2 separate regions of the Homo sapiens genome follow, and region 1 is linked to region 2. A link is a loop called in an ENCODE intact Hi-C map of the cell type or tissue named here. Cell type or tissue: mammary epithelial cell. All regions are shown on one strand. Links, peaks and the distances in the headings refer to the core of each region. The heading gives the core; the rest is flanking DNA. Region 1 overlaps TANC1 (tetratricopeptide repeat, ankyrin repeat and coiled-coil containing 1). Region 2 overlaps TANC1 (tetratricopeptide repeat, ankyrin repeat and coiled-coil containing 1).

Region 1 (2,805 bases), core at 34-2,533, 120 kb before region 2:
CCTTCATGGAAAAGGAAAAATCTTGGTTTATTACATGTCTGTTTTGAGCATTTCAAATTCACTGGTGAGGAATTAAGTAATGATCCTTAAGAAATCACAACAGTGGCTAAGATGAATATTGGAATACTGTTTACTATATGCCAGGCTTCATTCTAAGTTCTTTTTGCACTTCAACTCACTGACTCTCATTAACAGCCCTATGGACAGGAAAGCCCCAGAATGCCCTAAGTCCCACTCTATCCTAGAATGGGGCTCTACATGGTTTTTTTTTGTTTCGAGACAGGGTCTCGCTCTGTTGCCCAGGCTGGAGTACAGTGGTGCAATGACAGCTCACTGCAGCCTCGACCTCACGGGCTCAAACGATCTTTCCACCTCAGCCTCCTGAGTAGCTGGGACCACAGGCATGCACCACCAGCACCCCTGGCTCATTTTTAAGTTTTTTTGTAGAAACAAAATCTCCCTATGTTGCCCAGGCTGGTTTTGAACTAATGGGCTCAAGCGATCCTCCCACCTCAGCCTCACATGGTGATGGGATAACAGGCGTGACCCACCATGCCCGGCCTCTCTACACTGCTCTGATCATACCATACTATTAAGACAAGACTTGGCATACATCCCAAATACATGTACTATAAATTATGTACATATACTATTATAATAGAAAATACGCATTTTGAGAGGACTCTCTGAAGAGAGTGATTTGTCCTTCCCTGGGTTGCAGAGAAAATTAGACATAAGGGCATATGTCAAGTGCCTCAGGCATCATGAATGCTCAGGAATGTTTTCCTCCCCACACAACTGAAGAAAAATAAAGTAGCACTTAAAAAGCAAACATTTTTTAACCTCTGTATTTAGCTTAGTGGTTGACAGGAAGAATTTAAAGTTAAAACACTGGACCAATGAATTAAGGATCAAACAAGAAAGGAACATAATGGCCGCTCATAAAAGTGGATGAAAGGAAGAAGTGAATAGAAAAGGAAAAGCCCACTACTGTAGCGAGACTGCCTCCTGTGACTAAGAACTTTCCAAATTAGGTTTCACTGCTGCAGAGGAAGTCCGATCAGGAAAAGATCAGAGACAAGTCAAGGCAACGCGCGCAGAAGTCTGTAGGCCTCTTGGCTGACAGGTGGCGTCCCTCTCTTGTGCACCCACACCTCACACCCAGCAGGCATTCAAGCCACCAGGCCACATTTTGGATTTTCCCAAGTGTGTAAGGGAAAGCCTGCACAATGAAACCGGCCTGACTTAAACCTTTCTGGCCAGAATTGCCAGACTGTACTTTTATTTCCACCCCTACCTAGGCCCGGCCACCTGCAAACTAACCAACCACAGAGAACAAAGTCCCTGGTTCACCTGCGGCCACAGCTTTTAACCTGAGGGGTCTAGTGAAGGCACTTAAGCCACCTTGCCTGGAATGCCAACAGAATGTCCCAGGTGGGACCCCCGCCCCAACCCTGCATGGTAACCTTCAGCTTCAGGAGACTTCTGGCTTCTCCTTCTGCAACTGCCCAGCCCCATCCAATGCGCCACAGGGCCCTGCTCCCTCTCTGGCCTTGCTCTGGGAGCCCCGTATGCTGGCTTGTGACAGCCAGATCTCTGTACGAAATTTCTAGCTCAGTGCTCACCTGTGTTGCGCAAGGCATGCTCTGCTATGACATGCAGCAAGGCCAGGGGCCCGAGCCGCACATTCCCAGCCACATTCATCAGGCTCTTCAACTAAGGAAACACCTAAAGGAATGGCTGGGAGCAGGTGGTGCTGGGCGGGGAGGATGGGACCCACCACACTGCCCAACTGAGAAGTCTCCAGAGACAAGTCTAAGGACTTAAATAACATGACATTTTCCAGAAAAAGCACAGTGTTTTGATAAAGCCTCACATAACCTGTGCACAGACACTGGAGCTTCTCACACAGTCTAATGACCCTTTTCCAGACTTTGGAAAAGAGTTCGATTAGTGGTATCATTATGCGCCCACAGCATACATCTTCCGTCAGAGGTATCAATCACTGTCATGTCTTAAATTCTTCTCAGTAATTCACAACTTGCTCAGACTCTCCACAGAACAGAAGACCATTTTGTAGTCCCACAAGTGGACAAGTTTTGACAATAGATGCTGTGCCTTATCTTTATTGTCCCAGTACTGAACATGCTTGCTCCTGGTACACAGTAGGCGCCAATAAATGCTTGCTACACCAATAGAACAGCCTGAAGAATCCAACTACAGTCTGAATAAAAGTACAGCAGGCTCTTTGCTGACTCAAATCATTGCCAAGAATTTCTTTCCCACATTAAGCATATTACCAAATTATATACATAAAGAAAAATTCTTCTCTTCACCCAAGAGATTTTAAAAAAAAGGCTTCTATAATTAAGGATGATTTTAAAAATTGCAGGCAACGTAGCAAAATGAATATTAACCCAGACTTGAAACAGTCTAAATAGTTATTACCAAATCAATTTCAAAGCATTTCAATTTAGTAGTGAGCAGGGCGATACAGGTGGCAACAAAGCAGTATTAGCATAAAATCAAAAGGGCAGGATTTACAACAAGTCAAAAAGGAAAATAAAGTACAATTAATTCATCTTTGTGTGCCTCTGCATCTGATTATCTCCCTTGGGGCACAAAGTCCAGGAAATAAAAGGTCTAAAGCTACCTCTGGAATCACTTTCATTTTATAAGCCTAGCAGGAGGTAGGAGAGAGTCAAAGGAAGATAAAAGTCAGCCCATGATAATTTTTTTTTAAACATCCTAAGCAACTAGGCAGAAAAATAAATATTATCAAACTCTAGCAAGATACTCTAGCAG
Region 2 (2,805 bases), core at 2-2,501:
GATAAATCGTGCTGGGAAAACTGGCTAGCCATATGTAGAAAGCTGAAACTGGATCCCTTCCTTATACCTATACAAAAATTAATTCAAGATGGATTAAAGACTTAAATGTTAGACCTAAAACCATGAAAGCCCTAGAAGAAAACCTAGGCAATACCATTCCGGACATAGGCACGGGCAAAGACTTCATGACTAAAACAATTTTGGCAACAAAAGCCAAAATTGACAAATGGGATCTAATTAAACTAAAGAGCTTCTGCACAGCAAAAGAAACTACCATCAGAGTGAACTGGCAACCTACAGAATGGGAGAAAATTTTTGCAATCTACCCATCTGACAAAGAGCTAATACCCAGAATCTACAAAGAACTTAAGCAAATTTTCAAGAAAAAATCAAACAACCCCATCAAAAAGTGGGCAAAGGAAATGAACAGACACTTCTCAAAAGAAGACATTTATGCAGCCAACAGACACATGAAAAAATGCTCATCATCCACTGGTCATCAGAGAAATGCAAATCAAAACCACAATGAGATACCATCTCACACCAGTTAGAACGGCGATCATTAAAAAGTCAGGAAACAACAGGTGCTGGAGAGGATGTGGAGAAACAGGAACACTTTTACACTGTTGGTGGGATTGTAAACTAGTTCAACCATTGTGGAAGACAGTGTGGTGATTCCTCAAGGATCTAGAACTAGAAATACCATTTGACCCAGCCATCCCATTACTGGGTATATACTCAAAGGACTATAAATCATTATACTATAAAGACACATGCACATGTATGTTTATTGTGGAACTATTCACAATAGTAAAGACTTGGAACCAACCCAAATGTCCATCAATGATAGACTGGATTAAGAAAATGTGCCACATATACACCATGGAATACTATGCAGCCATAAAAAAGGATGAGTTCATGTCCTTTGTAGGAACATGGATGAAGCTGGAAACTATCATTCTCAGCAAACTATCACAAGGACAGAAAACCAAACACTGCATGTTCTCACTCATAGGCGGGAATTGAACAATGAAAACATTTGGACACAGGGCGGGAAACATCACACACGAGGGCCTGTCATGGGGTGGGAGGATGGGGGAGGGATGGCATTAGGAGAGATACCTAATGTAAATGATGACTTAATGGGTGCAGCAAACCAACATGGCACATGTATACATATGTAAGAAACCTGCACATTGTGCACACGTACCCTAGAACTTAAAGTATAATAATAATAATTTTTTACAAAAAGCCTCAACTCACGTTCAGCGACAGCTTGCAAATGCTGCAAGAGCTTCTAAGCACCCTAGGTTTTTCCTACATAAGGTTGATGACCTCACTGGCATAGTATCTAAGCATTCACTGCAGGACAGCACCACCTGGTGAACAGTCGTAGCTCAAATACCTGAGGTTTCCCAGGACAGGCTCATAAAAGGGAGAGGGCCCTGGCAGCCAGGAAGGGAATCGTCTCCCAGCTGCTGCATGTCCTTCAGCCAAGTCTCCTTTCATAAAGCACACCTCAGCAGAAAAGGGAGACTCCTCATCTGTCCTAACCACAACCGACAGACAAGTATAAAAGAATACCCATCACAGCCCACAGCACGCCCACTCTCACAGCATGCCCGCTCTCAGACCCTCTGTCCGGAGGACCCACAGATGCGTGTGCACCCTTAAAATTAAATCTAACAGGTCATGTACACATAGACATGCACTTTCTCTTTGGCCTCTTCCCCACCTACAGCAACCCATTTATAAAACTTCTGTAAGGGCAGCAGGGGAAAAGTCCTTTCTGAGTTTAAAGCTACAAAGGCACCACTATAAATTACAGAGTCGCAGAGATCTCAAGGAAGGCAGCTTCCTGAGAGGAGGAAGACTGTCCCTCCAGCCTGTTTTTGTGGTGATGAGATCACAGAGTTTAGATTCTGTATTTGGTCCTACATGGGTTTTAAGGGCCTTCTTTAGTAATTACAGAAAGGAAAAAGGAAGGTCAATGAGACCAGAGAAACTGAGTGGTGTTTGAGAGGTTACTTATAACTACAGCGAGATCACCTATCAGACGCAGAAAAGAAACTATGCCTTGAGATTTTTGTTGTTGTTCTTCAGAATAAATTTTAGATTAGCAAAAAAATTATGAACTTTTACTGTTTTGGCATTCCTGTGTTCAAAGGCCTTTTTCAATGCACAACCCAGCATTTGGGCCCATGATAGTTTTGAAAAAATGAGCATTACACCACAAAATATTCTCATGTAAAAGATGACAAAATATACTTATTGTGGGAATTTTTCTGAAACCTAAAACACAGGAGGTTAGAGACTAGCTGAATGAGAATTTCAAATGCCCATCAATAGCTTTTTCTTTTCAGATCTAATTTCCCACTGACTCCTTCAAAAAAAAACTTCATAGAGAATTATTACAGTTTACCTCGTGGTCATCACTTTCTTGCAAGGATGAACAGACACACTTCAAATTTGTTTATCCAATAGAAGTATTCATCAAAAAAATTTTTTTTCTCCCAAGTACCCTTCTAAAGCCTAGCACTGGGCCTCCTCAGACCACAAGACAAAGGCTACTGTATGTGTTCATGGACCAAAGCATGTCTCCATCGATTCCATGTGACGGTCCAAATCCTCCAGCTGTAAAGGGTTCTGCAGCATTGAACACTGCTTTGACTACAATGTGAGGCCCAGAGAGGCTAAACAACGTGACAAAGACCACTCAGGCAAAGCCAGCGTCGGTGAGTTCGTGAGGACGTTCAAGTCACACTCAACCACAGCACAGTGGAAACAATACCACAGAAATCCTAA

What was found. Hi-C counts contacts between places; a loop is a spot of excess contacts. Peaks named below come from ENCODE experiments on the same cell type or tissue, not always from the same donor. Only the 100,000 strongest peaks of a DNase experiment are listed, where the experiment ranks them.
Region 1: it touches region 2 in a loop (5-fold over the local background); 2 of 110 quality-filtered maps call a loop at or near these places.

Annotation. Positions count from the first base shown.
Region 1 is chr2:159,155,831-159,158,635 of GRCh38, reverse strand. All of the region lies in intron 7 of TANC1 (tetratricopeptide repeat, ankyrin repeat and coiled-coil containing 1), which reads right to left. Among named protein-coding and RNA genes, the nearest start is that of MIR6888, 30 kb to the left of the region's middle. In mammary epithelial cell, for the core only: a CTCF peak has its summit at 1,125; DNase peaks (open chromatin) are centred at 1,095 and 1,635; H3K27ac peaks cover 2,222 bases.
Region 2 is chr2:159,034,798-159,037,602 of GRCh38, reverse strand. All of the region lies in intron 2 of TANC1 (tetratricopeptide repeat, ankyrin repeat and coiled-coil containing 1), which reads right to left. Among named protein-coding and RNA genes, the nearest start is that of TANC1, 68 kb to the right of the region's middle. In mammary epithelial cell, for the core only: a CTCF peak has its summit at 1,375 (motif pointing left); a DNase peak (open chromatin) is centred at 1,392.